Regions from separate parts of the Homo sapiens genome. Here region 1 is linked to region 2. Evidence: chromatin loops called from intact Hi-C (ENCODE). Cell type or tissue: dorsolateral prefrontal cortex. All regions are shown on one strand. Each heading gives the region's core, and the rest is flanking DNA. Links, peaks and the distances in the headings are about the cores only.

What was found. A loop is a pair of places that touch in the nucleus more often than their neighbours do. Peaks named below come from ENCODE experiments on the same cell type or tissue, not always from the same donor. Only the 100,000 strongest peaks of a DNase experiment are listed, where the experiment ranks them.
Region 1: a loop joins it to region 2, with 2.1 times the contacts of the local background. A loop is called at or near these places in 11 of 110 quality-filtered maps.

The regions. Positions count from the first base shown.
Region 1 is chr10:78,048,157-78,063,560 of GRCh38, forward strand. It overlaps a transcript of RPS24 not described here. Among named protein-coding and RNA genes, the nearest start is that of RPS24, 22 kb to the left of the region's middle. In dorsolateral prefrontal cortex, for the core only: no CTCF peak of the experiment used is centred there; no DNase peak of the experiment used is centred there.
Region 2 is chr10:78,168,533-78,183,936 of GRCh38, forward strand. LOC105378375 (a long non-coding RNA gene) reads left to right here and starts at 10,653. Exons shown (of 4, transcript XR_946096.3): 1 at 10,653-10,714. RefSeq lists enhancers at 7,281-11,806, 7,917-8,781. In dorsolateral prefrontal cortex, for the core only: no CTCF peak of the experiment used is centred there; DNase peaks (open chromatin) are centred at 8,639 and 10,626; H3K4me3 peaks cover 2,638 bases; H3K27ac peaks cover 5,298 bases.

The sequences.
Region 1 (15,404 bases), core at 2,434-10,433, 120 kb before region 2:
ACTTAAGGAAGCATTTCCAGGGATATGGTGCAAGTCAGTAAGGTGGAATCTCTCAAACAAGATTTTTTAAAAAGTCCATATCTTCAGACATCCAGAATTTGCTTTTATAGGTTTCTATTCTGCACTGTTTGGAAGAAGGAAAATTTATACCATGTTCTCTTTTCTGCTGCAGTGTGTATTTCTTCCAAAAATACATTGCCTCGGAGGGTCTTTGGCATTCACCTCGTTAATCCAGGGATTGGCATCCTATACTCTCGGTGACTGCTCACCCAGCTGAGCCACTGCTCTGCCTGGGCAGGAAATCTCCAGAACTGCCTTTTCAGAGCGCTATAGATGTGCTCATCCCTGGGTTATAAGGGGATTCAAAAGAGTGGTCCAGCCCTCTGCTGGCTCCCACCGTCGATGATGATATTCAGAGAGTCTGGTTAGAAATTGCCCAACCCAGCCGCGTGCGGTGGCTCACGCCTGTAATCACGTTGGGAGGCCAAGATGGGCAGATCACAAGGTCAGGAGTTCGAGACCAGCTTGGTCAATATGGTGAAACCCCGTCTCTACTAAAAACACAAAAATTAGCCGGGCATGGGGGCATGCACCTGTGGTCCCAGCTGCTCAGGAGGCTGAGGCAGAAGAATCGCTTGAACCTGGGAGAGGGAGGTTGCAGTGAGCCGCGATTGCACCACTGCACTCCAGCCTGGGCGACAGAGCGAGAGTCCATCTCAAAAAAAAAAAAAAAAAAAAAATTGCCCAACCCATAGGCAAACATTGTTAACTGCAGCTGTCCTTGGTGGAGGAAACAAGTTAAACATGATGTCTCTTTCCATCAGGCCTCCTTGGAGCGGGGAAGGAGAGCTCTTCAGTTCCTTTGGCACCTTCACGCAGCATGCAAGACGGGCTGCTTTTTCTTCTGTTTATGGATGAGGCACAGAGGGTAGATGACTTGCCCCAAGTCCTTCAGCTCATTCATGCTGGGGAAAGGAGTAAGCTTCAGGCGTCTTCCCCTGGAGTTCACGCCACCTCTGACAGCAAGTGAGCCGTTTGCTACTCAAGTGCTGTTTCTTGCTTTTTTAAGGTAACAAAACACTGCATGCTGTCTGGGGTACCTTTTCCCTGCTGTTCAGTTCATTGCCCTGTGTCGTCTCACAGAGCGTGTCACTGGTACAGAAATGTTCCCTGGGAAGCTAGAGTTGAAACATCGCCCACTGGTGCTCCTGAGCTGGCTTTGTCATGGGTTTAGAGGGTATGTTAGGGAGGAGGCCTTCTGCTGCAAGTCTCTGAGAAGTCAGCTTACACTGCCTTGAACAGTGAGGTTGCTTATTAGCTCCTGTAAGAACCCCCTGGATGCCCAGGAGCCTTCAGGGTTGGTGGACACTGCAGTTTAACAGCGTCTTCGAGGGCCTAGACGTTTTCTCTCTCCACTTTGCTGCCAATGCTGGTGCCATTCTGAGGGATAGTTGCCCATCACAGTGGGGCTGGGACTGGGTGAGGCAATGAAGCGCTTAGCATGTGAAATCCAAGGAGGTCTTCACCCACAGTGGTGCTAGTGCAAGGTCAGCATCTCCTTGACCCTAAGAGCACCTTGCCCTAGTACTGGGGCCTGTGGGAGGCCACCCACTCTCCACAAAGGCCAGACCAGAAGTCACCTGTGTTTTTTCTGCTCCTCTTCCATCGGCTGGGACTTAGTCTCCTGCAACACCTAATAACTGTGAGGTGGGCTGGGAAATATAGGCTTGTTCCAGCTCAGGCAGATGTGGGAGCACAGTTTTGGGGGACAATGACCAGTCTTTGCCACAGCAGGAAGAAAATGGTTGCTTCATAGGGATCCTTTCAGCAGAAACCTCCCAGCAAAAGGGGGAAGTTTACTGGGAAGCTGTGGGTGATCTAACAAAGCCAAAAGGTAGGCGGTGCTGGCAGCCTCCCTGGATTTGGGTCTGGAAAATCATTTCAGAACAAATCAGCTCTTCCTTCTCCCCTCCTTCCTCCTTCCCCCTCTTTGAGTCTATGCCTCTCTCTCTCTCTCTACAGGCTGGCTTTTCTTTGTTCCCCTTTCTGCCCCATGGCTGCCACAACCAGGATTTTATTGCTCCCCATTCCAAACTTCCGGCCAGATTAGTTAGACCTGCATCCTCCTTGCCACTTCCCAGGGACAAGATGCTGACTGGTCTGTCAGCTCATGGAGCCCACTCCCACTTACCTGGGGCTGAGGAGCACCTGCTGGGAAGGTTTGAGGGCAGGAGGGCTGCTGATGTATCCAATGCAGCCACCACTCCCACCGCTGAGACATCTGTCTTTCTTTCCTTCTTGTCACTCCCAGACCTCAGCAAGTGGCCGCTTTAAAAAGAGAATAAGAGCTTTATTGAGGTTTAATTCACAGACCATATATTCACCCTTGTAAAGTGTGCAATTCAATGGGTTTCAATGTATTTGCAGAGTGGTGCAACCACCACCACCACCTAATTTTTAAACATTTTGATTTTTATTTGGTCTCACTCTGTCACCCAGCCTGGAGTGCAGTGATGTGATCATAGCTCGTTGCATCCTCGAACTCCTAGGCTAAAGTAATTCTTCCACTTCAGCCTCCCACATAACTAGGACTACAGGTGCACAGCACCAGGCCCAGCTACTTTTTTTTTCTTTTTTTTTAGTTTTTGTAGAGACAGAGTCTCTACATTATGTTGCGCCTCCTGGCCTCAAGCTATCCTCCCACCACACCTATTCATTTTTGATCATTTTTATTATGCCAAAAAGAAACCCTTAGCCCGGCAGGTGTCTCATGCTTATAATCCCTGCACTTTGGGAGGCTGAGGCGAGCAGATCACCTGAGGTCAGGCGTTCGAGACCAGCATGGCCAACCTGGCAAAACCCTGTCTCTACTAAAAATAAAAAATTAGACGGGCATGGTGGTGAGCACCTGTAATCCCAGCTACTTGGGAGGCTAAGGCAGGAGAATCCCTTGAACCTGGAAGGCAGAGGTTGCAGCGAGCTGAGATTGCGCCACTGCACTCCAGCCTGGGCAACAGAGTGGGTGAGACTCTGTCTCAAACAACAACAAAAAGAAACCCTGTAGACATTAGCAGTCTCTCCCTATTTCCCTCAACCTCTGCCCCAGCCCCTGGCAACCACAAATCTGTTTTCTGTTTTTATAAATTTGTCTATTCTGGAAACTTCATATAAATGAAATCATATAGTGTATATAGGTTTTTATGACCGGATTCTTTCACTCAGCCTAATGTTTCCGTGCTATGTCCACACCGTAGCATGTATCAGTAATTTATTCCTTTTAATTACCAAGTAACATTCCCTTGTGTGGATTTACCACGTCAACATCAGTTGATGGATATTTGTGTTGTTTCTGCTTTTTGGCTATTCTGAATAATTTTGCAGCTATGAAAATTCATGTGCAAGTTTTTGTGTGGATGTTTTCACTTCTCTTGGGTATATACCTCGGGGTGGAATTGCTGGGCCTTATGGTGACTCTCTGGTTAACTGTTTTCCACAGAGGCAGCACCATTTTATGTTCCCACCAGCAATGTACGAAGGTTCTAATTTCTCCACATCCTTCCTGACACTTGTTATTATCTGTACTTGATTTTAGCCATGCAAGTAGGTATGAAGTGGTATCTCATTATGGTTTTGATTTGCATTTCATAATAACTAATGGTGTTGAGCATCATTTCATCTGCTTATTGGCTGTTTATATGTCTTCTTTAGAAAAATGCCTGTTTGAATCCTTTGCTTATTTTCAAATGGGGTGATTTGTCTTTTTATTGTGTTGTGTTAGTTTATATATCCTGGATGCAAATCTCTTATCAGATATATGGTTTGCAAATATTTTCTCCTATTCTGTGGATTGTCCATTTTTAAAATTTATTTATTTATTTATTTATTTTGAGACAGGGCCTTGCCCTGTCGCCCAGGCTGGAGTACAGTGGCTTGATCTCGGCTCACTGCAACCTCTGCCTCCCAGGTTCAAGCAATTCTCGTGTCTCAGCCTCCTGAGTAGCTGGGATTATAGGCATGCACCACCATGCCTGGCTAATTTTTGTATTTTTAGTAGAGACGGGGTTTCACCATGTTGGCCAGGCTGGTCTCGGACTCCTGGCCTCAAGTGATCCACCTGCCTAGGCCTCCCAAAGTGCTGGGATTACAGGTGACCGCCACCACCCCCGGCTTAGTTCTTGGTTTTTCTGTCCTTGGAAACTGCTGTCAGGGTTCCCGAGAGACTTTGAATGTAACAATAATACCTTCCTTTTATTGAGTGCCTACTATTCACTGTGTTGGGCACATTGTATATATTACCTTTTGTCCTGGAAATAGTTTTACAAGGTGGGGATTATTGTCCCCATTTCATAGTGTGATGAGGATGCTAAAAAAAAGCAAATGTTGCCTCTAGCTGCCGCCATGGGAGGTAGGCACCTGGAGCGAAGGCACGGCAGGTTCTGCTCTGCCCTATCTCCCTTTGGACCCCTTCTAGGGGTTATGTTGGATTTGGAAGCCACGAGGAGGAGTCTACTCAGACAAGAGCATCCTGATGGGGGCTGCCTTGAGATGATGGGGTGTAAGCCCTGTTTAGCTGGAAATGAGGAGAGAGAGACGTACCCTTGGTCAAGGGCTATCATGTGAAAGAAGGGTAACATTTGTCCTGGAGTGTGGAGTGTGAAGCATATGGGGAAATGGTTTGGGCTGGATAGCAGGCAGTTTTTAAAACTTGGAGCAAGCCGGGCGCAGTGGCTCATGCCTATAATCCCAGCACTTTGGGAGGCCGAAGTGGGTGGATCACCTGAGGTCAGGAGTTCGAGACTGTCCTTACCAATATGGTGAAATCCCACCTCTACTAAAATACAGAAGATTAGCCAGATGTGGTGGAGGGCGCCTTGTAATCCCAGCTGCTTGGGAGCCTGAGGCAGGAGAATCGCTTGAACCTGGGAGGTGGAGGTTACAGTGAGCTGAGATTGTGCCATTGCGCTTCAGGCTGGGCAACAAGAGTGAAATTCCGTCTCAAAAAAACAAACAAAAACAACAACAACAACAACAAAAAAAAAAAAAGAAAAGAAAAAAACCTCGGAGCTAATGGAAGGGGCCTGCCCCCTGGGAAGCAGCAAGCTTCCTGTTGCTGGTGGTACACAAGCAGAGCCTGGCTGCTTTCTAGGTGAGGTGGTTGTAGAAGCTCTTTGGGTTCAGAGTCCTGGGGGGGTTTTAGGGTTTCCTTGAATGCCCAGAGCCTGTATGTCATAGCTTCTGATTTCACAGGGACTTCCTGTCCACGCAGCTGGGATCTCTCCCAGCCCAGATTCATCATGTCTCACCCATCCTGAGGGCTAAATTTGGAATTTAATAACAACACTTTGGATTTATGTGGCCCGTTTCCTTGGAGGCATTACATCTGTTATCCCATTAATTCTCCTAATATCTTTGGGTGGAAGGTGAGGGAAGGTGAGGGAGCCTGAGAGGGGAGAAGGAACCTCTTTGGCTTCTTCAGCTCCTGAAGGGGAGAGGAAATGGCAGAGCAGGAGCGGGCCGGGGATGGGGGAACGTCTGCACCACAGCCCCTCTGGCTTTCCCCTCTCATAAAAAGCAGGTTGCTCACCGGATGAAGGGGTGTCTCCCAGCAGGAAGCTCCTGTGTTGGGCACAGTATATTGGTGCATAAGTCTCCAGGTGGACTCTTTGAGGGCTGGAAGTGGGTAGACATCAAGGTGGGCAAGATGAAGCCTGAGCCCTAAGCTTGGGAGGAGACCAACATGTCTACCACGAACCAATTTGCAGAGCTGGATGGTCTGGAGGAAGCAGTATGGCTTCCTGGGGAAGGGGGATTTGAGCTGAGTTTGGAAAGAGTCCTGGAGCACCCTGGAGTCCAGTTTCCTACCTCCTAGTCACGTGGTGTGGGTGAAGGCCATACCTTGGTGAGCTTTCCCAGGGTATGGGGGTGCCTAGGGTGCTCCTCAAGATCCTAAGGCTTGGCCTGGAGTGCTGTTGGGCGAATGGCCAGAGAGTCTGGGCAGGCAGAGGAGGGCTGGGGACTAGTGCAGGGAAGGAGCCGCTGGCACTGGCCATGAAGAAGGAGTGGGAAGGGAAGGGAAGGGTGGCCCAGGTGGAGGGCTCTGTGGGGCAGAGGCAGATTGGTGTGGGGGTTCTTGTCTACTCCAGACTATGCTGTTTTCATTCCTGCCTCTGTTCTGAGGCTTGAACTCCTGCAGGTACCTGGCTTTTACAGCCCTCCCAAGTGCCCTTCCTTCAAGCTTTGGCTCTGACTGCTGCTGATCTTCCCTGGTACCAAGTGAGGGAGGTGCAGAATCCCAGGCCACAGGCGCAGAACAGGGCGGCTGGAAGGCACCTGGACAATCCTCTGAGACTATTCTCTCCTTCCCGCTTTTGCAGATGAGGGAATTGGGGCTTGGAGTGCAAGCATTGGGAAGAATTTCCCAGGAAGAGAGATGCACAGATGTGAAGAACTCGAAGGCAAGAGAAAGCCGGGGGGTTGTGTGGCAGGTAGAAGTGCCAGGACCGTGGAGCGTGTGGACATGTGGCAGATTGCGGAGGGGCTGTGGCAAGTATTTACAGGTGGCCGTTACCTGGAGGAAGACTGAAAACAGAGAACAGTGCTGCCAGGCGTGCCTTTTGGAGAGGGCACTGGTCAGAAACGGAGCCTTCATGTCGCCTGCCTCACCTGCTCCTGCTGGTTCTCCCCACCCTGTGGACGGTGACTTGGTCCTCCACTTGCCAGAAGCCTTGTCAGCAACCTTGACTCTGTCACCCCACATCCAGGCCATCAACAAGTCTTTTGGCCCTTTCTTTGAAATCCACCAGGAATCCAGCTGCTTCTCCCCACCTTCCTGCCTCTCTGGTCTGGGCCACTAATGTCACTGCCATGGCCGCCTTGCTGCATTTCTGAGGATGCTTCATCTCTCCACCTTCTTCTCCACTCAGCAGCCAGCAGGGCACTGTGGAAATCGGAGTCACATGAGCTGGCACCTCTGTTCAGAACCCTCCAGGGCTCCACATCTCTCTCACCCAAATGCCAAAGACCTCCCCACGCCCCCACAATCCCCCACGACCTGGCCACTGGCCTCCCACCACCTTCCAGCTCCAGCGGCTCCTACCACATTTAAGGCTTTCCTTCCTAGTTTTAATTTTTCCTCGTCAGCAGTTGATTTTATTATTTTCTTGTTTATTGGTATTTTCCCACTAGAAATGAAGCTGCGTGAAGTTAGAGATTTTTTTTTTTGGTCTGTGTTCCTAATTAGCTCATTGCTATACCCCTGGCGCCCAGAACAATGCCTTGGACACAGTACGCAGTAGACTAAATAAATACTTGTTGAATGACTGACTGACGGAATGACGGCTGTGTGGGGAGTGGATTGGGTCGTGAGGCAGAGGCTGCGGTGGAAACTCAGGCAGGAGGTGATGGTGGTTCTTGGGGCTGCGGAATGCCAAGTTTAGAAGCTCTTCCTCTGCTGTGGCACATGAACCGGTCACTCGAGAAGGCTTTTAGATTTACTTTGCCTAATCCCCTCTTAGTGCATGTGGGGAAACTGAGGTACACAAAAGGAATTCCCCACCAAGTTAGGGGCAGAACCTAGCCCCCTTGTCTCCCAGATGGATATCTTCTTTTTTTTTTGAGACGGAGTCTTGCTCTGTTGCCCAGGCTGGAGTGCAGTGGTACCATCTTGGCTCACTGCAACCTCTGCTTCCCAGGTTCAAGCGATTCTCCTGCCTCAGCCTCCTGAGTGTCTGCGATTACAGGTGCACACAACCACGCCTGGCTAATTTTTGTATTTTTAGTAGAGACGGGGTTTCACCGTGTTGGTCAGGGTGACCTCAAACTCCTGACCTCATGATCCACCCAGCTCAGCCTCCCAACGTGCTGGGATTACAGGCATGAGCCACCGTGCCTGGCTGGACATCTTGTTATTAAAGCTTCTTCTCTCTTTGTAGGGGAGGGGGAGATGCCTCTGGTGGAGAAGACCAGTGTGGCAGTGACTGTGTCTGTTAGTGAACCTGGTGGCTGGTTGAGGGTCTGTCGTGGTGACTGAGGACACATACAAAGTGCTTTTCTCAGTGGTCACCTTGGTGTTGGTGAATAAGGGTCAGAAGATGGCTCCTGTCCTAGGGCACTGCCAGTCGGTTTGGAAGCTGAAATGCCTGCTTAGCAGTTTGAGGAAACACAGACCTTGGAGGATCTTCTGGTTGCCTCTTCAAGAATTCATTCTATTCCCCTTCTGCTCCCCAAATTTGCTTTTCTTGGGGTGGGTCTTGGTTGGCCTAAGCCAAGAAAGTATGGCATCTACTCCTTCCATAGCAATAGCTCAGGAATAGGCAGTGACCCAGACCTGAACCAATCAGTGCATGGAATTACCCCTGGCCAAAGTGGTTGATTGAGGCTGGGTGCAAGCAGAGTTGTGAGAAGGCTCCCATTTGGTGGTTGGAGAGATCGCACTTGCTCCAGAGGTCATAATGTGCAGATCTGAGGCTTGGAACTGCTGCAGACATTTTGCTACCACAAGTGAAGCCACCCTGACGACACAGTTGACAATTTGGAGCAGGGCAGAGCTGAGAGAACAGCAGGGAAACAGCCAGAGTCTTGCTCAAGCCTCCCTGAAGTATCTATACCCCTGGACTCTAGTTATGGGGGCTAATAAATGTTATATACTGTTTAAGGTAGTTTGAGTTGGTTTATCTGTCATTCGTTATTGAAAAAACATTTTTTTTTCGGCTGGGTGTGGTGACACACACCTGTAGTCCCAGCTGCTTGGGAGGCTGAGGCAGGAGGACCGCTTGAGCCCAGGAGGCAGAGGTTGCAGTGAGCTGAGATAGTGCCACTGCACTCACTCTGGCAACAGAGCAAGACTGTCTCAAAAAGAAAAGAAAAAAAAATTTCCATTTTCATCAAAAATTGTATTAAAGATTTTCTATGTGGTGGGTTCTATAATATATTCTTATAGGGAATAAGACCTATATTATCCTTCCCCTCCGAGAGCAATGAAAAAAACACAAATACTGAGGTGGGCAGATCACTTGAGCTCAGGAGTTCGAGACCAGCCTGGGCAACATAGTGAGGCCTGTCTCTATTAAAAAACAAAAAGAAAAGAAACACAAATATCACACATAATTATAGACAAACACATAGCCAAGTTGAGGAAGAACAGAAACAAAACCAAAACAGTTTTTCTGGGCTGATCACTGATCAGATAGAGATCATTTACTTGCCTGGCCTTTGCTCTAAAGATCTGGTTTCATGTTGGTTTTCTCCATGTTACTCATGAACCCCAGGAATTCTGGAAAATTCTTACCTTTCTAAGATCAAGAGTAGGTGTAGCAGTAGGAGCACTTTGAGTGTCAGGGTGACAGAGCCCAGAGGCAAGGCCCATCTGCAGGAAGCGAAGTGACAAGTTGCTGGGTGGCCCCTTGTGTGATCCTAGCATTGTCAAGGAAGAAATCTTAACTGATATTTGGGTGATAGGGAATCATGGGGAAGTGTGGGTGTGGATGGGGACAGCCAGAGACAGATGTGACTATTTTTTTCTTTTTCTTTCTTTTTTTTTGGAGGCAAGGACTCACTCTGTTGCCCAGGTGGGAGTGCAGTGGCTTGATCAAAGCTCACTGCAGCCTTGACCTCCTGGGCCCAAGTGATCCTCCTACCTCAGGCTCCTAGGTAGCTGGGACCACAGGCGTGTGCCACCATGCCTGGCTAAAATACATATATATATGTGTGTGCGTATATATATAAAATATATATGTGTAAATATATAAAATACATATGTACATATATTTTATATACTTATATATAAATATATACAATATATATGTACTATATATATTTTATATATATATATATATATTTCTTTTTGAGTCAAGGTCTTGCTCTGTCACCCAGGCTGGAGTGTAGTGGTGTGATGATGGCTCACTGCAGCTTCAACCTCCTGGGTTCAAGAGGTACTCCTGCCTTGCCTCCTGAGTTGCTGGGACCACAGGCACACACTACCACACTTGGCTAATTTGTTTTTCCTATTTTTTGTAGTGACAGGGTCTCCCTGTGTTGTCCAGGCTGGTCTCGAACTCCTGGACTGAAGCAATCTTCCCACCTCGGCCTCCCAAAGTGCTGGGATTACAGCCGTGAGCCACCACATCCAGCCAGCTAATTGTTTTTTATTTTTGTAGAGAGGTGATCTCCCTTTGTTGCTCAGGCTGGTCTCGAACTCCTGAGCTCAAGTGATCCTCCCTCCTTGGCCTCTCAAAGTGCTGGGATTACAGGTGTGAACCACTATGCCTGGCCAGATGTGACTTTTGCTTGAAATGTGCTCCAGAGCCCTGCCTAAGTCCCGCTCCTCTGAGAAGCCTTCTGTCCCACCAGGTCTGGAGGGCAAGTGCCAAGAAATGCTCTGAGCTGTTTCTTCCTGAAAGTGGGGCAGCTTGGGCTGTCAGCATGGTTTCTAGCACCGTTGGGGCCATGGAAAGAAATCTGTCTTCCTACAGAGTCACTGGCTTTTTATCCTTCCCCTTCTGTCCGTGGACATGTACCCTCTTGGGAGAGTATTGATCAGAGGGGACAGCACTGATCATGCCTTTGCCGGAGGTCTGTGCACACATCCGCATGGGCACCTGTTAGCATGTGCTTGCTAGAGCTACAGATGGCTTCCTGCTGCCCCACAGGTGGGGTTCTTTACCTTACTTTGCCCCTTGGTGGGTGGTGACCAGTGGGCTCCTTCCTGGAATATTTATGCATGCGGAAAAAACATGAACTTACAAAGAAAACCAAGTCTATTCAAGTACACTTAGCAAAATTAACATTTGTGATGAAGTAACAAATGTTTCCTTATTAATGCAATAATAACTATCTTGTGGCAGGTCTAATTACTACTATAATTCAAAGTAGGGATGGAGGCCCTAGTGACATTTGAAATATCTGTAACAGCTGTGATGTTATATGAAAATATCTGTGATTTCTACTGGCCACAAAGTCTCTGGAAGTGCTCAAAGTACAGGGATTTATTATCTACATTCATGATGGAAAAATCTTAGAAAAGAACCAAAAAAACACACAAAAAAGAAAAAAAACAAAAATCTTGGAGGTCAGGGCTGGGCGCGGTGGCTCATGCCTGTAATCCCAGCACTTTGGGAGGCTGAGGCGGGTGGATCATCTGAGGTAGGGAGTTCAAGACCAGCCTGACCAACATGGAGAAACCCTTGTCTCTGCTAAAAATACAAAATTATCCAGGGTGGGGTGGCACATGCCTGTAATCCCAGCTACTCAGGAGGCAGAGGCAGGAGAATCACTTGAACCCGGGAGGCGGAGGTTGCGGTGAGCCGAGATCGCACCATTGCTCTCCAGCCTGGGCAAGAAAAGTCTCAAAAAAAAAAAAAAAAAAATCTTGGAGGTCAGTGAAAATAAAGATGTAACTTTTTTCTTATCCAAGTTCATGGGACCCCTGCATTCTATCCGTGGACCCCATGGGGAGTGGCTGTGCTCCCCAAGTTAAGAACCCCTGGGTGACAGGTACTTTAAGAAATGCTTGTGTGTGTGTGTGTGTGTGTGTGTGTGTATTACATTCTGTAGATATATGCACCTATGCATCTACCAGGATTCTCCTACCCACAGAGAAAGCTACAGGGGACACCTCTTACCACTCCAGGTGGACCTGCTATGCACACACACACACACAGCCACAGGCATGTCAGAGACACACTGCATGTGTACATGCACATGCTCGTATGCAGCACATGGGGTCATGTGCACACACACCCCCGGAGAAGTGTACACACAACTTACACTTATACCTGCCCACAGAGCTGCAGGGACACATGCTCACACACACAAGCATGTGGACACATACTCCTGGCTCTGTACCCAGCGCTTCCTGTACACATGTGCACACAATTCTAAGTCCTAGGCAGGATGGACAGAGGAGGTCAGATTCATGCCATCTGGATACTGTCCCCAGGCACTAAGGAGGCCTAATCCAAGAGGATCAGAATCCTACCCAATCCACTCTCCCCAAGTGCAAACCAAGGAGCCAGTGAAACTCTAATCTGTACCCTAATGGGATTTGATCAACGTCGCTGTGCCACCATGAGTGGGGCTGCCACAGAGCCCTCGATTTGAGCTTGTCTGACCCCGTGGTGAGGGAGTAGGGCAGTGGGCCCAGTACAGTGCGGGCGCCCCCTCAAAGGAAAGCATTCTTCATTGGTAATGAACATTATGTCTGCAGAAACTAATGGCCCAACCTCCTATTCAGTTTATGTAAAATAAAACAGGCCATATGCTGCTGCTTTCAGAGTTTGGGTGTTTAAATTAAATGTTGTTCAATGAATATTCAAGCCCATTTGCTCCAAAGTTGTGCTCAATGTGGTGGTGGCTCTCATCCCCCTCCTTCCTCGCAGCCCCTCCCTGCTCCAGTACCCAGGGTATTAAGCCATTAGAACGGGGTGTGAACATCCAGGCATCTGTCTTCCAACGGAAAGTTGGATATTAAAATGCCGGAGCAGATGACAGTATAAATAAAGACATACAGTGAGAGGCTCGTCTGGTTATTTTTTTGTTTGGTAATTAAGACTGAGGAGGTTTTGACTTAAGTTCTGTCTTATTGAGAAACAGAGATAGGGGGCTGAGATCATTCCACCTCTTCCCTCTTTACTTTGCCCATCTGCCCAGAGAGCGGCTTCTGTGTTGGCCTCCATGTAACTGGCTTATTGACGAGTGTCATGTTGGTGGCATAGAGATGTGAAATGATTTTATTTTTATTTTTATTTTTTTTGAGATAGAGTCTCGCTCTGTCGCCCAGGCTGGAGTGCAGTGGCGCGATCTCTGCTCACTGCAAGCTACGCCTCCTGGGTTCACGTCATTCTCCTGCCGTGGCCTCCCGAGTAGCTGGGACTACAGGCGCCTGCCACCACACCTGGCTAAATTTTTGTATTTTTAGTAGAGACGGGGTTTCACCATGTTAGCCAGGATGGTCTCGATCTCCTGACCTCGTGATCCGCCCACCTCGGCCTCCCAAAGTGCTGGGATAACAGGCATGAGCCACCACGCCCGGCCGATTTTATTTTTCTCCAGCTAACTTCTCTCTGCTGAACTCTGTCAGATTATCCTTAACATGAGCTGGAGCAGAGTCCAGAGTTTTATGGTCAGTTATAACTGAGCCTGGTTCAAAACTGGCTCATCTCTGTTGGAACTCCCACCTTCCCCATCGGAGGCCCGACCGGTGCTTGGGTGAGGGAAGTGGGGAGGGGTAGTGTCTCTTCTCTCATGCCTCTGCCCACTCCAGAGCCTTGGGTCTTCCTGTCTGGGGTTGGAGGCAGGGCTTCCTGTGGGTGGTGGAAGGTGACTCTACTCTGACCCTCCTCTATCAGGGTTTGCTTCCCTGGCTGATGTGGTGGTTTCCATGTAGATGGTGGGGCAGGTGTCCTTGGGACAGAGTTCAGCTCATGCCAGCACCATCCATCACTGAATATCCCCTCTGAGAGAAGCTGGGGCTCTCTTCAGCCCCATGAGTGGTGCACTCCTCCAGCCCTCTTTCTGAGTGCGGCATTGTGTCTCCTGGACTGTCCTGGGATTCCGGCGCATCCTCTGACCTCCACATCTCCATGTGGCTCCACAGGAGGGGCTGTGAAATGGGGGTGCAGAGGCCCACACTCTTTTTTTCCTGAGCAGTCTACCCTGTGCCATCCATACTCTGCTGCTGGTGTGGGGTCTTCCACAAGCCCTCCACCTTCTGAGATCTCTAGGGGCACGTGGGCAACGTGCTCCATGCTCACATCTATTCCCAAGCTCCCGGTGTCCTGAGTTAGGCTCACGGGAGCACTCCCTCCCTAGATTTTGTTCCTCTCCCACGGCAGCCACAGAGTGGGGCTGCAGATCCTGCAGGTCGGCAGGCACCCGGCTCGGGAGGGAAACACCAGCTTCCATCTTTCGGGCACCCCCATTTCTTTTTTTTGTGGTAAGGAAGATTGGGGACTCTTTTTATATTTAATTTTTGAATAAATAATATATTTACATGATTCAAAAACCAAAAGAATATGAAAAGGCAAATATTATCTTTTTTTATTATACTTTAAGTTCTGGGATACATATGCAGTACGTGCAAGTTTGTTACATAGGTATACATGTGCCATGGTGGTTTGCTGCACCCATCAACCTGTCATCTACATTAGGTATTTCTGCTAATGATATCCCTCCCCTATCCCCTACCTTCCGACAGGCCCCGGTGTGTGATGTTCCCCTCCCTGGGGCACCCCCATTTCTATGAGGGATTCTCTTGGAGCTCCTCTCATCACAATGACGGCTCTCTACGTGACCACTTCCCCCACCATCCTCTTCTTTCTCTTCCCTCCCCAGTCTTTCCTATAGATGGTGTGTGTTGGTGGTTTGGGGTGGAGCCTGGTGTTAGAGGGGCTGGTTGTGTTTCTTTTTGATGAAGACCTTGGGGACATGTCTGCTGCTGGTGGGTCTCTTTAGATGTGTGATAGTGAGCACGTCTTTGCCCTTAGTTTTGTTTCCAGTGTCTTGGGGCAACAGTAAAAAAAAAAAAAAAAAAAAAAAAAAATCCCATTTGAGATCCTGTTGCACACATTTAGACTGAGAGTTTGTTTAGGACTAGAAAAATTTTAGAAACATCATGAGGGTCTTCCTGCTTTTCCCCTTCACTCCTATCCCTAAGTCACCTCCCAACCCAAATTGCTCCCATGCCTCTAATTATCCCCTCTGTGCAGGAGACCCCCAAGCCTCCTCCACCAGCCCTGAGCTTTCTCTGCAGGAGTCCTCTTAGCTATCCCACCACTTTCAGTCTGCTCAGACCCACCCTCATCATCTTTCCTTCCCTTCCGTCTCCCACAATCCAGGCCAGTGTTTTCTCTACAGTAAGAATTTGCCCCACAAGCATTCAATTGAGCAGCTACTGTACACCAAGTCCTGTGATAGGTGCTGGGGATACAGGGACAACCAAAAATGGTTGTTGCCCTCAAAGAACTCTTGGCATAGTGGTAGCCATTGACCCAAGAAGAGGTCCTCAGTATGAAATGGGAAGAGCTAAGGTAAGCACAAGGCATGAATATGCCACCTTTCCTGGGCACACAGGAATGGCTTCCGGGAGGGATGATCTCTGGGCTCAGTCTTGAATTGCAATAAGTAGCAAAGTAAGAAATAGGAAGGCATTGCAGGGAAAGGAAACAGCAAGAACAAAGGCGTGGAGGCATGGACTAGCATGTGCTGAGAACTTGGAGCAGTTCCATGTTCCTGGGGTCTAAAGTGCAGGGTGGGGAGTGGGAAAAGATAAGCTGGTTTCCTGACTCTGTTCCTAGCACCTCCCTCCTTTCAATCATCCATGGGCAAGTTGTGGTCGACTCCTCTGCAGTAAACCTTCACCCCTGCTGTTCACCCCACCACAGAGTTAAAGATGGGGTGGGGTGGCTGAC
Region 2 (15,404 bases), core at 5,042-13,041:
AATATCAAAATAATTATGCATAAGGAAAGAAGCCAGAAAAAAGAGTAATACTTAGTTTGATATATATTTCATTCATATAAATTTTAGAAGATGCAAGCTGGTCTATCATGACAAAGAGCAGATCAGTGCTTGCCTCGGGGTTGAGGGCAAGGGGCTGGCAGTGAGTGGTGGGAGGAAATTTCTGGGGGTGATGGATATGTTCATTATCTTAATTGTGATGGTTTCATGGGTTTCTGTATGTCATAACTTACCAAAATGTACACTTTAATTATGTGTCATTTATTATATGTCAATTATATGTCCTAAGTATGCTGTTAAAAAAGGAAGAGATGATAAGACTCTAACAGCAGCACCTGGATCAGATAAAATAGTCCAAGAAGGTGGCTGGCTGTCCAGGGGAAGAGGGAGAGATGGAACAGATTACTGGCTCCAAGGCCAATGTCCCTTATTTTGTACCTGCCCACCTTTTCCCCCACTGTCCCCTCTGTCAGGGCATGCCCTTCCCATCCTCCTCACCTATTTAGATTCTATTGTCCTTCTAGATCTAGGAGAGAAAATGCTTCCTCCACGAAGCCTCCCAGGACCAGATGAAGAGTTGTGTTTTCTTCATCTTATATGCTTGTACAGCATTAATTTTGTATATTACTCCTTGGAGTGTGCATTGTGGGTCTTGCCACATAGAGGACAAATAAGTGAAGGGTTCAGTTAGCATCAGTAACTGCTCTCTCAGGCTCTCCTGAGGCTTCTAAAAGTGTCTTCTCTTCCTGGTCGTTTTTCCACCTCCCTTGGGATGGGACGAGAAGGAGGTCTGCCCACACAAGCTTCTTTTCAGTGAGCAGCAACTCCGCCTACTGGAGGGCAATGCCCATGAAGCACCCCTCTCTCTCCCATGTGCAGTCAATCACAACATGCCCCAGGCTCTCTTCAAAGCTTGAATCAACCTACTCTTTTCTCTATGGCCACGACCCTAGTCCCAACTGCCATCACTGTTTGCATTTGCTGGGAGCACCACACTAGCCTTGTCTCTGGTTTCTCTACTTCTACTCCTCCCACCACTCCCAATGGGCCTATTCTTAACCCAGCACCCAGAGGGATTCTTCCAAGAGTTGCATCAGCCTATGCCACTTCCCCGCATGTCACTTTTACCTAAATTCGCCCAACTGCACTCAGATTAAAACCAAAACCCCTTGCCATGGCCATACGGCTGAGCTGATGTGGCTTCTGCTGCACTCACTGGACTGGCCTTTCTTCAGTATGGAGCACACCCTGGACTCCTTGCCCCTTGGGTCCATGGCACGTCCTCTCCGTCTCCTGGAGCTTGTTCCTCACCCATCCTCCTTTGCAGGAGCTTCTTCTGAGAGGCCTTCCCTGGATATCTGCTCAAAGCTCTTCCTTCCTCTTTGTTCTTTGTCTCACAACATTCAGTTCTGTTCTTTCTTTGCACATATTCCTATTTGTAAGTGCATATTTATATGTTGTGTTACTAACATAAAGGCTGTCTGCTCCACTCAGATGGGAGCTCTGGGAGAGCAGGAAGCCAGTCTCCCGTTTACTGTTGTCTGCCATGTCCCCAGCACCAGGCTCTCAAAAATATTTGTTGAATGAGTGAATGAATGAATCACAAGGCGAGATTTGAGGGAACTGACTTTCTGCTGTATCCATTGTCCTAGTGACCTTGGAGCATGAGGATATATTTTTCTGCCTTACAATGCACACTTCTGAAATCAGGATGGCTCTTACCATTGTGGCATATGTTTGATGAGGCAGTATTTTTCCTCCAGGAAGCTTCTAACTTAGTGATTCACTCTTACAATGATGCACATTATATCTAAGAATTGCAGTAACAGGAAAATCTTTGCATTGCCTAATAGATGAGAGTGTTTGGCCCTCAGTTTCTGAGAGCTTCCTTGTTGTCTCTCAGCCGTGACACCTGCTTTGTGACTTGGCTTGTGTGATGTAATCAAATATTTAGTATTTATATTGTTCATAGGTATGGGCAGTTTCTCCTTAGCTCAGACTGTAAGCTTCCTGAGGGCAGATATGGTGTTTTACACTTTGCCGTTTAAGGACTCAGATTGGGCACAGAAGGGGAGGGGAGGAGATGATATGAAAGGAAGAGGAGGGGAGAGGCAAGACAGGGGAAGTAAGGGGAGGAGTATCTAATTCCTGGCCCTCCCTAGCCATCCCTTTAGCTCCTACAGTGTCTAGTGGCCCAGCTGTGAGACCTCTTGAACTGCCCTGGCCTCATGGGCCCAGGCCCTGCCATCAGACCCCAGACCTCCATGCTGCTGAGAAATGGTGTGTCCCAATGGTTAGGAACACTGGGTGGACCCAGGTCAACTTAGGCTCTATCCCAGGTCTTGTATTTTGCTAGCTGTGTGGCTCAAGACAAGTTGGTTTCTCTCTGAGCCTCAGTTTCCTCATCAGTAAAAAGGGGATGATAATAATATCCACCTTGTAGGATAAATGTAAGTAGAGATTATGGTAAAAATATGAACAGCCTGTATTGTGTGAGCACTGGCCAGTCTTCCAGTCTTACAGCAGGATTAGGCGCAAACCTTTAGAGGTATCAGAGGAGGGCAGGGGTGGCTAAGGTGGAAGGAGGACATGCCGGGGCTTGGGACAGCAGCTGTTTAGCAACCAAAGTGAAAGTAATTCAATATTTTAACGACTGGCGTGCCATACAGGTGTGTGATGCCTACATTGTAATATAACGAATGTGAGACATTTAGCATGATGCAGGGTAGATAGTGCCTTGATTCAGGGTAGCAATTGCTAGTAGTGTGCCAGTAAATTCTACTAAACACTGGCTTTCACAAAAACAGTCCTAATTTTTAGCGTTTGCCAATTTCCTTGGTGTAAATCCTACCAATATGGTCAATTTCAAGCTACCAATGTTCCAACGCTGGACCTGGGGTTGGGAAGAGATGTATATGTGACAGTCACCATTGTACAGAATTCCCATCACACAGACACAGGATTCCTAGGTAAACTTAACAATATAGATCATAGTAAAGCATAGTGATATATTTTGAGTATCCTTTAACTTTTGATTTTAATACAATTTAACTCTAAATTTATAGGATTTACATTTTAATAATGGCTGTGTTTAGCAACTGGCTTGCAAACTTTTTGAAAATTTAACAATTGCCTCTAGAGAAGTGGTATAAGCTGTCTCTAGCACACCTTTGAATGACAATGACTATTATACCCACCAGTCTGCTTGCCAGATCTCTACCTATTTGCATTTCTGAGACCTCTGGGGACTCTCTTGCTCCTTACTGTAGCCGACCCCACCTGATGCTCATTCCTGGCTCATTCTCTCACTTCCTGTCACACCTGTGAATTTGCTATTCTTGATAGGCAGGCCCCAAGTATGTGCTCCACCCAGGGGAACATGCCTAGTTCCCAGGTCCCCTCATTCTGTCTGGCCACCCCACCACCTTCTCAACCCCGGCTTCCCTGTTGGGTTGGCCCCTGATGAGACAGTGCTAATTTGGGGAGAAGACAGTGTGCCTAAGGGAAAGCCGTGCTCCTGGGGTGTGAAAGCTGAGTGATGTTGCATTTCTTCTCAGGGCTAGAGAGAACCAGCTACAAAAGAGGGTTTGGCCTATGTTTGCCAGACTGCCTGCACCACCCTACTCTTGGCTGCCATCCTTAGCATTTCTGCTGGCGAAGGTGCTTGACAAATTAATCCCCCAAATGCACAGAAATCTCTCCTGCCAAATTCAATTCTCTAACCAGCGATAAATGCTCACCACTGGCTTGTGCAAGCAAAAACAAAGCACAAACCCAGCAGCAAGGGCTGTGGTGTTCGGGATGGGAAATTTACTGTTCTTTGAAGCCCTGCAGGTCTGTGCATCTCAAAGTTATCAAATGAATTAAAGGGTCAAAGAAAAGGGGATTTGGTAAGCAGCAGTAAGCGTGGCAGAGGAAAGGGTGCTCCACCTGGTTCAGACTTCACCAATAGACAGATCTGTCATCAAGCCTTATCTCAAGGACACTTGCTGGAAAGAGTCAGGCATCTCAGAGGCATGTTCAGGGAGAGGAGACACTGTTAGCAGACAGCCCTGTCCTTTGTGTCTGGGATAAGGAGAAAGAAGGGAGAAGAGGGAAGCTAGGCCTGGAAGATAGTGGTGCGTAGCGAAATGAACCAAGAAGTGGAGGCAAACTGGCTTGGTCTAAATTTAGGTTTCATCACTTTGTACTTGTGTGATCTTGGCCAAATTCGGTCCCATCTCTGAACGTCAGGTTTCTCATCTATTAAAATGGAATAGTGGTATCGTAAAAGATGCTATCGGTGCTTTGTCCATATCTCTTGGCAATCACCGTTCCTGTGTACCCAACCTGGAGACTTCTGACACAAGCACCTGTGGATATTTGTCTAAGGGCTTTCAGGTTGTTTTGAGTATGTGTGTACATGGCACAGGCCAGGCATTGTGGGGGGAGTTAATCCATTCTCCCAACTGGGAGCAACCTTCAACCCATGACTGGCAGGAGTTGGAGGATACATCCCCCAGCTCCTTCATCCCTCAGTGGGGTGACTGAGGTGTGCTGTGCAGATCTCCAGAGTGGCCCAGGGTGATGAAGCCTCATAGGCCTGCAGTAGTGGAGTGCTCCAAAACACACTTTATTGGCTTCTTTCCCTTCTTTTTCTTTTCTTCCCTCTCCTGACTGGTGTTTCCTGGGGTCAAATCCCAGATCAATTGCTTACACCTGAATCCTTGCCCCAGTGACTCCTCCTGGGAGAGCTCAATCTAAAAAACACATTGTATATCATAGGATAATTTTGAGGGTTAAATGGGAAGATGTTTAAAATGCTCAGAGAAAAATAAACTGCAGTGAGCATTACTAGTAGGGATTTGAGTAGATACTGGTCTCCTGTCCCTTTCTCTGTCTCCTATCTCTTTCCCAGGAAGAATATGACACAGTGAAAACTTCTTCTTTCCGGCTCCCTTGCAGACACTTGATTTCTCTGCAAGGGAGTGAGTGGGCGAGTGGCTATCTGCAAAGCTGTCTCCCCAATGCTCTGGATCCTGACTCAGAAGGGTGTGAAACTCCCTGCACATGGGGCATGAATGGAACCTCTGGGAGTTCTTTTGGGGGCTAAACAGACTCAAGGACTAATTAGCTAATGCCTGTGGAGTGCCTGGGAATGTCAAGTGCTGAGTGTGAAGTGCCATCACTTGAGATGGCTTCCCCTCTCTAAGCCCTCCACGGAAGATGTGTCGATTACTGCGTATGGAGGAGCTGTTGCTGAGTCTCTGGTTGGGGCTCTTAATCAGGCAAATATTTACAGTCCCCATGAGGTACTCAGGGCTTCACAGGCCCCAGAGGCTGCAGCTCGCAGCTTGGCCCAGGGCCACTAGACAGGGCCTTGGGGAGTGTTTCTGGGCTGCTGGTTCCTCCATGGTGCCCATGTGAGATTCTGCAGCCCAGTATCCCTGGGCCCCAGACCACTCCTCCTGTGCAACAAGCTCTTCTAGGGCCCTCCAACCCACATAGACAAGCCCTGAGGTTGCTGCTTGGTCTTTGATCATCCATCCAGGGCATGAGTCTGAAATCTTCTTCCCTTTTAAACCTGTTCTTCCTCCTTCTGAAGGCGGCATTGTCATCCTCCCCAACACTTCAGGCATCTTTGATCATTACCCAGAATGTTCAGCCACCCACCAAGCTGTTTGGATTCTTTCTCTGTATGAGTTCTGACATATACCTCCTGTGCATCCCATCACCACTGCCCTCGTTCAGGCCATCATCCGCTTCCCTGGTGCATTGCTTTCATCTCCTGGCCACTCTTCTAGCTCCTAGTCTGCTCTCCACATAGCCAGTGGAGGCTCCTTCTGAATCGCAGTTCTGATGGAATCCCCCCTTAATGAACATTCAATGGCTTCCTATGGTTTACAGAATAAAATTTGAACTTTTCTGTCTGCCCGGGGGTCCATTGTGATTTGGAGAAAGTCCTAATTGAACTTTCTCACTTTATTTTCAACTCTCTTCTTCTATGTTCCCACTGCTCCACCCAGCCTGAACTACTCTGGAGTTTGGGACCACTCCCTCAGTGAACCATCCAAGCCCTTTCACCTCTTGTCTCTTTGTGTATGTTTAGAGAACAGATTAAATATCACATCGTTCTTCTCTCACCTCCCATAACAATCTGATCCATGTTCTGGGAGAGCTATAGAGGCTTTTTGACTTTGTATTGCAGTGATGAGTAGGGAGTCAGCTTCATGCCTCCTGTATTAATGCTGTGTCTGGCCAAGATGTTTCTGACATCCGAGTGTGGTGCTATAATACAGTGATCCCTCTATCAATACAGAAGATGGTAGCATTTAGTCCCAGTTGCCTGCTCACTGCTTGTTATCTAACTGAACTTGTGTATGAGAGTCTGTCTTTTCTCCCTGCCTTCAAGGAGCTCCTTGTACCTAATATTTTTCCTCAGTGCCAGCAAATATTAGTTGTTCAATGCTTGTTGAAACAATATGAACGTGTGGCTTCAGAGACCTCTGTGTATAGTAGATGTGGCATCTCTTCCTTAGGATGTATTTCTGTGAGCTGGGCTGAAGGGACATGGCAGCCAGTGTGGGCTCCATGGGCAGAGCTCTGCTTGGAGTCCCCCTGTGGTCCCTTCCAGATTCTGGGTTCTCCAGGTGACAGTACCTGCAGAGGTCTCCTACTGGGAGACCAGGAAGGCAGGATGCGGAGACTGAGGGCCTAAGGGCAGAGAGCCAGTCTGGATGGGCAGGTAGAAGCTCAGGTGGTGGAAGCATTTCCTCAGCCATGCAGGGGTGGGGCTGCTGGGAATCTGGGGCATCATCTGTCCCCACCGGGTTGGGTGATGGGGCAGTGAGGAAGTGAGATCCTGCTGGAGCATTTCCATTGCCTCTGGAAAGGGGCCCAGTCTGGAGTTAACCCGGATATTAGATGGCAGGCGATCTAAAGGTATTAGGTCCAGTTTTGGTTTCTTTTCTTTTTCCTTAAAATAAAACAAATAGGGGTATCTTTACCCAGTCTAATTTGTGCAGTCCTGGGAGTCCCACATTGCATAATACTAGGGTGTTATGGCAGAGCTCCTGGACTTGAGCTACATAGTAGCCCTGTGATACAATTTGGATCTATGCCCTTGCTCAAATCTCATGTTGAATTGTAGTCCCCATTGTTGGAGATGAGGCCTGGTGGGAGGTGATTAGATCATGTGGGTGGTTTCTAATGGTTTAGTACCATCCCCCTAGTGCTGTCTTGTGATAGAGTTCTCCCAAGATCCGTTTCTTTAAAAGCATGTGGCACATTCCCCTCCTCTCTTCCTCCTGATCCAGCCATGCAGCACATGCCTGCTTCCCCTTCACCTTCCACTGTGACTGTACGTTTCCTGAGGCCTCCCCAGCCATGCTTCCTGTACAGCCCATGGAGCTACAAGGCATTAAACCTCTTTTCTTTATAAATTATCCCGGCTCAGGTAGTTCCTTATAGCAATGTGAGAATGGACTGATACACCTTGTCCGGTCCTGACTTCACAATCTGGTAGCCTGCTGAGCAGATAAGGTCCTCTGGTCATTTTTGTTTGACCTATCAGTGTTGATAAAAATTGAGCTAACATTTTACAATTGTGAGACTTTGTATAACATTTCACATTTCTGGTTTCTTTTAAAAAATGGGAAGACCTCACAAGACTGGGCTTCTTATTCCTACAAGGCAACTGTAAGCTGGACAGTTTGCCTTGTAGGCAGTGGCTGCTGCTCCAGGCAGGGCAGGTGACCCCACCGTGCCTCGGAAATCACTTGGCTTGTGTCATTCACTTATTGTCCTGACTCATGGCCTGGTCTTAGGTCACAGTCAAGGAGAATGTCACTGATACAGTGGAGGACCCTTCACCATCATATGTGAGGCCAGAACAATGCCATCGAGCTAAGCTGTGTGTATCCGAATGATAGAATGTCAGAGTTGGAAAAGCCTTTCTGGAACTTTGTCCCTATCTCTCCTATCTGCAAACACAGACCTGGAGCCAAGGGCCAGAAAGGGACTTTCCCAAGGCCACTCCGTGAGTTGATGGCAAAACTGAGACCAAAACCTGGTTGTCCTTACCCACAAGCAGGAGTCTTTCCTGGTTAGAGACAGAGCGTCCTGTCTTCCCTTCCTTTGTGCCTCTCATTTCATGGCCATCAGCTCCATTGCAGACCTGTGTGGAAACTGGAGGAAGACTGTGATGGGGAGGGCTGGGGAATAAAGGCCGGGGAGGCCCAGGCTGCTCAGGATAAAGGCTGAATACAGGGGCGTTCAAAAGCCACTGGGCACTGAGCGAATTAAGCCATGCTTGTCTCCGTTGCCCGGGTACTCTTTATGCATCACATAATGCCATTGTTCAGCCAGAGCCAGGGGCCAGAACGAGCACTTTCTTTGCAGGTAGGCAGCCAGTGCAGGCCCAGCAGCAAGAGAAGGAGCAGGAGAGGCTGGAATATTCTGGCTTGAAAACAGCAGCTGTGTAATAAAGCCGGGCTGGTTTGTCTCAGGGCCCCGCTGTCCCTTCTCCCCGCCTCAAAGTAGCAGCATGAATCAGTTCACTGCGGCAATGGTCCAGGCGATGTGACTTGCATCCCCATCAGCTACCTGATTGCGGTCCCTGGATGCATGAGGCGCTGGATGTGCCTGGCATACCAAACTGCCCGCCTCTGTGCCGCAGCTACTGGTAATGAAGATCACCGGCCCCGCCCAGCACTGCGGACAGAGCCGGGCATTCTTCAAGGCCACCACTGGTCTTTTATCTTGTCCAAGGCTCTGGGATAGTCACCGAAATCCTTGGGCTGCTTTTGACGGGGGCCACCAGCCTGTCTCAAAGATGCCCTGACAAGCCCCTCCAGCCCTGGGCAGACAAAGGCTTGAAAGGAGAGGAATTGCACACGGTCCAGACGCTGCTGTTTCTAATACGTTATTTTGACACACAATTAACTGCAAAATTTGCTCTAAGCTAAGAGCTCGGGCCCTCACAGGATTCGTACAGCACAATTCAAGCAGGATTTGGTTCTGTGAAACCTCATTTTTCCTGAAGGGCTAGGGATTGCCGGCTCCCCACGGTGATGCCACCCCTCTCAGGGCTGGCTGTGGGCACCGATCAGAGAGGAAGCATCAGCCCGCCCACAGCCCAGCATGGGGCCAGGGGAACCATGGCACGAGTCATGGGAGGGGGTGGATAAAGCTTGCACAAAACCGTCCAACAGAGCTCCCTGAACAACAACCCTTCCTAAAATGGTGTCGCTTATCCTCCGCTGACAAAAGCCTGATTTGAGCTCTCCCCGGAGGTGGGATGAAGCGAACACATTGCCTTTTATCTCCCCGTCGCTTTGAGAGGGGAAGACAACTGGTACAGAGCATGGTGGGGAGCCCTGGAGAAGGCACTCTTGAATGAAAGGCATAATCTCCGGCTCCCCCAAACCAGGAGGGGAGGCAGCTTTCATCCCCCACCGCGGCCCGCTCCCCCCGTCCTGGAGGCATCTGAATGGGAGTGGGGAGCTTGGAAGGAGAGGCTCCTGCCGCTGCACAATGCCACACAATATTGCTTCTCTCCAGGAGCCCAGAGGAGGCCATGGGTGTACAGCATCTTACTTTGAAACCAATTCTCCAATCAGCTATTTAAATAAGAAATATAATCTCATTGAACACCCAGAGCTGTTAGTCTGAGATGCTTCCATTTACAAGGCACTTGAAGAAAGTCCCCAAGCCCCCGGTTTATCAGGACAGCCAGCTTAGGATGACTTACTGGGGGAAAGAGAGGTGCTAGAGAGGGAGGGGAGAGAATTGAAGTTGGCCGTTAGAAATCCAGGCTGTCGACTGCTTGAGTGGTGAACCCATGCCGCACCTGTCGGTGCTCTATGCGGAGGAGGTGGGAGAGGTCTGTGGGTTTTCAGAAAACCATCCGATAGCAGGCAATGCCCTGTAAAGTTGTGAAGGGGGAAGAAGGGGCACAAAGCATTGTCTATCTCTCTTTTGGAAACATTGTTTTGAGTACTGAAGTCATTGCCACAGCATTTTTTTGTCAGAGGCCAAGTGGCTGTTAAGACCCAGTGGGTGAAATTCCCCTGACGAAAACCGGCCCAGCAAGAAGTGGGGGCGATAGCCTTGACTGACCCTCCCCTGCCTGAGCTCACGGTCTGCCTCCGGCACCAGCCATGTTTCTAGGCATTCTGGAGAGGGAGGCTTGAGAGCCTGTGCTGACCACTGTGGGAATCCTGAGAAAGCTCGTTTGCCACGTGCTAGCTTTTAATCTATGTGCAGCTCACTCACCTGAGGCCTCAGTGTTTATCACTTGCAAAATGGGTTGTAAGGACCAGGTGAGCTGAATGTGGACCGTGCCTGACAGGTGGACTGTGCCCCATACAGGATGGATACGATTCTACTGTGATGATGGCACACTCCGTCTCACTCACAACTTCGGGGAACATGGCCCACTGCTCAGGTTCTGGCATGTCATTTCTGGTCAGTAGCCCCGCCCCTCCTTGCCCTGTCCTGTTCTGCCCAATTCTGCCCCACTCTATCTTGCTCCCTTCAAAATCTATGGTGCTGATGACCGCCTGTGAGAGGTGATATCCTGTGAGAGGCTGGGAAGGGGAGTGTCCGTTTGAGCTGGAAGGCTGCCTGGAGGAGGTGTGGCTTGAACTGGGCTTGAGCAGTGGGAAGGATTTGGAGAGCGGAGGAATGAAGGAGAGCAGAGAGGAGAGGCTTGGAGGTAAGAACGAGCAGAGAGGGAGGGCTGGGGAAGCCAGTCTGCAGGGAGGGGAGGGGAGGTGAGGCGCTATGCTGGGGAGAAGGAGGGGAGAAGGATGGGAGGTGGCGGAACCCTGCCACTCCTTTCTTGGTTGCTTTGCACCCATCTGACGTCCTTGCTGGTCAGAGGATGAATCTGGCTAGAGCGGAGCAGAACTGAAGAGCAGAGCTATGCAGCCCTGGAAGCATCCTAGAGACCAAGACCCTCAGGGGCAAGGGCAGGGTGCTCACTCAGCCACACCGTGGATCAGCAGCAGGGCAGGACCCCACCCTGTGCCTCCTGTCTCTTTCTCCCGTTATGACAGCTAGCTCTGATGAGCACCTACTGTGCACCAGGCACTGTTCTAAGTCTTGGAATGGGTTTCCACAGTTAGTCCTAAGACAAGCCTGTCAAGTAGGGAGCATTGCTATCCCCATTTTAGAGACGAAGAAGCTGAGGCCTGGAGTAGTCTTGAACCTTGCCCGAGGTCACACTGCCAGGAAGAGGTAGAGCCCACAGGCCACCAGCATTGAGCTCCTTTCTGACCTCTTATCTTTGGGGAAGGTTGGCCCAGTTTCCTTCTCCTTTCCTGAAGGAGCGTGTGCGTCCTTGCTGAGACCAGGAAAGGAGGTCTCAGCTTCATTTGGTATTCCCTCCCTCCTTAGTAAAGCACGTAAGTGCCTTCTGCGCTCCCGGAACGTCAGGGAACATCAGCAAACATCAGTGAAGCGGGAGACGAATGCCCCCAAACCCGTGCCCCGTGGTGCAGGAAGGGCTGGCTCACTCGGCTGACTTCCATTAAACATTTGATGCATCACAGAACTGCCGAAAACCATCCATCAGGCCATCCCCCTCCGCCTGCCTCCCTGCCCTGCTCACAGAGGGGGTTCGGCCTCAGCCTGCATTCCCTGGCTCCAGGGAAGAGAGAGGAGAGGGGCAACACCCAGCCATGGCTGTGATGCTAGTAAGAGCACCATGTATTGAATGTCAGTGTGCCCAGGCAGACCTCAGCACATTACAGATTTTATCTCATTGAACCCCATGATCGCTGATAGGTGTGGCTGTTATCGTTCAGTAGATGTGGAACCTGACATCAAAGAGGGCCATAGTCACTCTGAAGGAGCTAGGGCCGCACTGAGCCCAGGGATATGAGTTGAGAGCCCCCTCCGCCCTTCTGCATTCCTCGATGGGGTGGAGCAGATCAGGTACTGCACAGTGGGATGGGGCCAGAGCAGCACAGTGCATTTAGTGATTAGTGACCCGTGGAGGTCAGCCCCGGCCAGAGCAGGTTGGGGGACCCCAGCACAGGGTGAGTTGCAGGACAGCGGTCCATGGGTAGTCCAAGGCACTCTGTCCTTCCCTCCACCCGGTTACTGCAGCCTGACCAAGTTTTCCGGGCTCCCCCTTCTCCCTGGGGACCCCATTCAATCAGAGGCCAGTCTCTTTGGTTCTCCCAGCTAGATGTTCCTGAATTCACAATCTCACCCCCTTTCCTTCCATATCATGGCCCCTCTCGTGGGGGACTGCCCCAGCCTCCTGCTGGTCTCTGGCCTCACCTTGCCAATTTCTTCTCCCCACTGTAGCCAGAGGGATTGTTCTAGAACCCATGTCTGCCCTCTGGTTCTTCCACTTAAAACTCAACCTGACTGCCTCACATGGGATGGAGCCCACATTGTGCACTCAGCCTGACCTCCCCAGGACCCTCCTGCCCGTCCCTTGCTGGCTGCCCCCATGCTCATGCTGGGGTCTCGGCTGTGCTGTGCTCGCTGCAGGAGAGCCATCCGCTGCTCCTTGGCTGGTGAATTTCTGCTTATCGTTCAAACTCCAATGCAGAGCACCTTTCTTCCAGGGAGTCCTCCCTGATAACCTTTATGTGCTTCATCCCAACCAGCACAAACCGCACTGTCCCATTTGCTTCCCTGCTTGTCTGTCACCCTCTATTGATCATCAGTTCCAGGAGGGCAGCGAATGTGCCCCCTTCCCCACTGCTCCCCTAGAGTAACATGGGGGCTGCTCCACAGCAGGCCCTCCAGGAATGGATGGCTGCATGATGAATGAATGAATGATGCCTGATACGGCTAAGACTGGAATCCCCCAAGGTGCAACAAGGGTCGGGGACTCAGACGCAGGTGGCAACCTAGCAGTGGGGAGGTGATGTGGTGTTTGGAGTTTAACTGACCCCAGTGCTTACAAGCTGTGTGGCCTCTGCCTGCCTCAGTTTGCTTGCATGCAACATGGGTATAATGACAACTCCTTTACTGAGAATTTGTCCTGAGAGGCCCTGGAGATAATACCTGGGCAGTGCCCAGCCCTGTGCTAGGCACAGAGGAGGATAAGGTGGGGCTCCCTCTGGGGCTTGAGGCCAGGGTCAGGCTGCAAGCTTCTCTGAGACAGCATGTGGGGCTGACCTGGCTCTGCAATCAGGAGGACTGTGAGTCCTGAGGCTATAGTCTAGGCACACAAGAGGAGGCAGGGGCAAGACACTCCCCATGCTCCTCTGGGCTGGCCTCAGCATGCCAAGGCTGGGCTCTCACCATTAGCTCATCCTTCCTTTGAATGGAGCCAATGGCAATCAGGAGGACCGTGAGTCTTGGGGCTATAGTCCAGGCACACAAGTGGGGGCAGAGGCAAGACATTCCCCACGCCTCTCTGGGCTAGCCTCAGCATGTGGAGCCCGGGCTTTCACCACTAGCTCATCCTTCCTTCGAATGGAGCCAAAGTTAGAACTGGGCCACACTGAGATTACCTGCGTGGGGAAGCAGAGGCCCAGAGAGGGTTTGGAATGTGGGTGCGGGTGAGAGAGGTGGGATGTGGGGAAGAACCACCATTTATTAGTTACCTACTAAGGTGCGGGAGGTACTGGCTTTAATGACAGTCAGGCACCCCCAATTCCTGGATGTCTGGCCATGGGCACATTGTGTAAAATGGGTATGAAGTAGCACATATCTAGATGGTTGCCAGGAGGGCAGGGGACGTGGTACAGAGGAAACACCCAGTACCCAGTGCCAGCCACGGTAAGTGCCCGCTAACTGAAGCCCACTGTGGAAACTTTGGGGTGCCTTGGTCTGGTAGGTATGATCCCCGTTTCCAGAACAGGACAGGAGGCCCAGGGAGGTGAACGGAGGAACTCAGGGCCACGCAGCCACTAGGGACCAGAGGGACAAATGACCTGGCCCGAGGCTTGTGCTGAGGTTTTGGCCACGGGGACCACATATGGCAGGGTAGTATTTTTCTCATCGCCTTCACGTCGCGTTTCTTAATTTAAAGTGGGAAATTCCATATTGGGTGCCTCATCAATCATTTTTGTGAGCTCAGCTCCATGGAAAGCACAGAAAACATTTATATTTGCAGCTCAAACTGTCGAAAATGTAAAACAATTTAAATAATATTAACATTTTAACAGCCTCCACTCACAGCTCTGTGAAATTAACCATTATCTCTTGGAGTAGTTGTTAAAATTCAGCCGTGGGTAAGTGGTGAGACCCATGGACAGCGTGTTTAGGGGTGAGAGGAAAGGCCAGGGGGCCACCCGTGTGAGCTCCCAGGGGCTGGTCCCACCCAGGCCTCCTGGCCATTCTGCCAGGCCTGTGTCCTTGCTCAGGGGACAGACTCCTGTGGCAGGGACTGTGGCTCCTTGTGTCTCAGATGAAGACCCTCCAATTGGGCTGGGTGCTGGAGGCCTAGAGAGAAACACAGCACTGACTCTGTCCTTAAGGGACCCCGGTGGTAGGGAGGTGACTGGCAAAATGCACACTGGTGTGGGATTTGTGCTATACACAAGAAGGGAGTGCTGGGGTGTTGGGGGCACTGAGGGGAAATCAGGAGCACCTCCTGGAGGAACCTGCATCTGAGATGATTCCTTGTGGTAGGCAGGCACTATGTGAGGGAACAGATCATCTCCAAGGCCTGGCCTTGCTATAAACCTCAAGAGCCTAAGAGGGCCTGCCTTTTGTCCCAGGCAGTGAGAAAGAAGGGCCTGCAGAGCGGTGCTTGTGGGTGGTTCTGTTAAGCTCCACACACAGATCTGGGATGGGTTCGCTTGAACAGGGATGCAGATAAGGGGTGGGCACTTGCTGGGCTGTTGGGTGATCCAGGAGTGATGAGCTTGAAACACCAAGACTCAGGGAAGAATGACGTTGTTTTCAAATAACAAGAATGAGACAACTTTTCCAATGGCTTCAGCAGGACGAACTAGGCTTTGTGGGCAGATGTTATAAGGTGATAATACAATTTCCTTCCTACTACATTTTCTTTTCTGTTTTGAGTTGAGTTCTTGCTCTGTTGTCCATGCTAGAGAGCAGTGGCATAATTATAATTCACTATAGCCTTGAACTCCTGGGCTCAAGTGATCCTCCCACCTTGGCCTCCCAAAATGCTGGAATTACAGGTGTGAGCCACTGCGCTCAGCCCTACATTTTCTTACCTATTCCTTCTTTTATTATTATTATTATTATTTATTTTTTCATTTAATCTTGCTCCTTTTAATACCTATTCTTCCTTCTGCTTTCCCATAGGGTCATGATACAGTGATCAGTAATGAAATGGTGAGCTCCCCCCATTGTCAGGGGTGTCAGAGAGATGTTGGGTGACATCAAGGACTAGTAAAAAGGGATTTCTGCATCGGACCTTTATTCAGCCCCACTGTGGGCCAGGTCTTGACTAGACACCACCT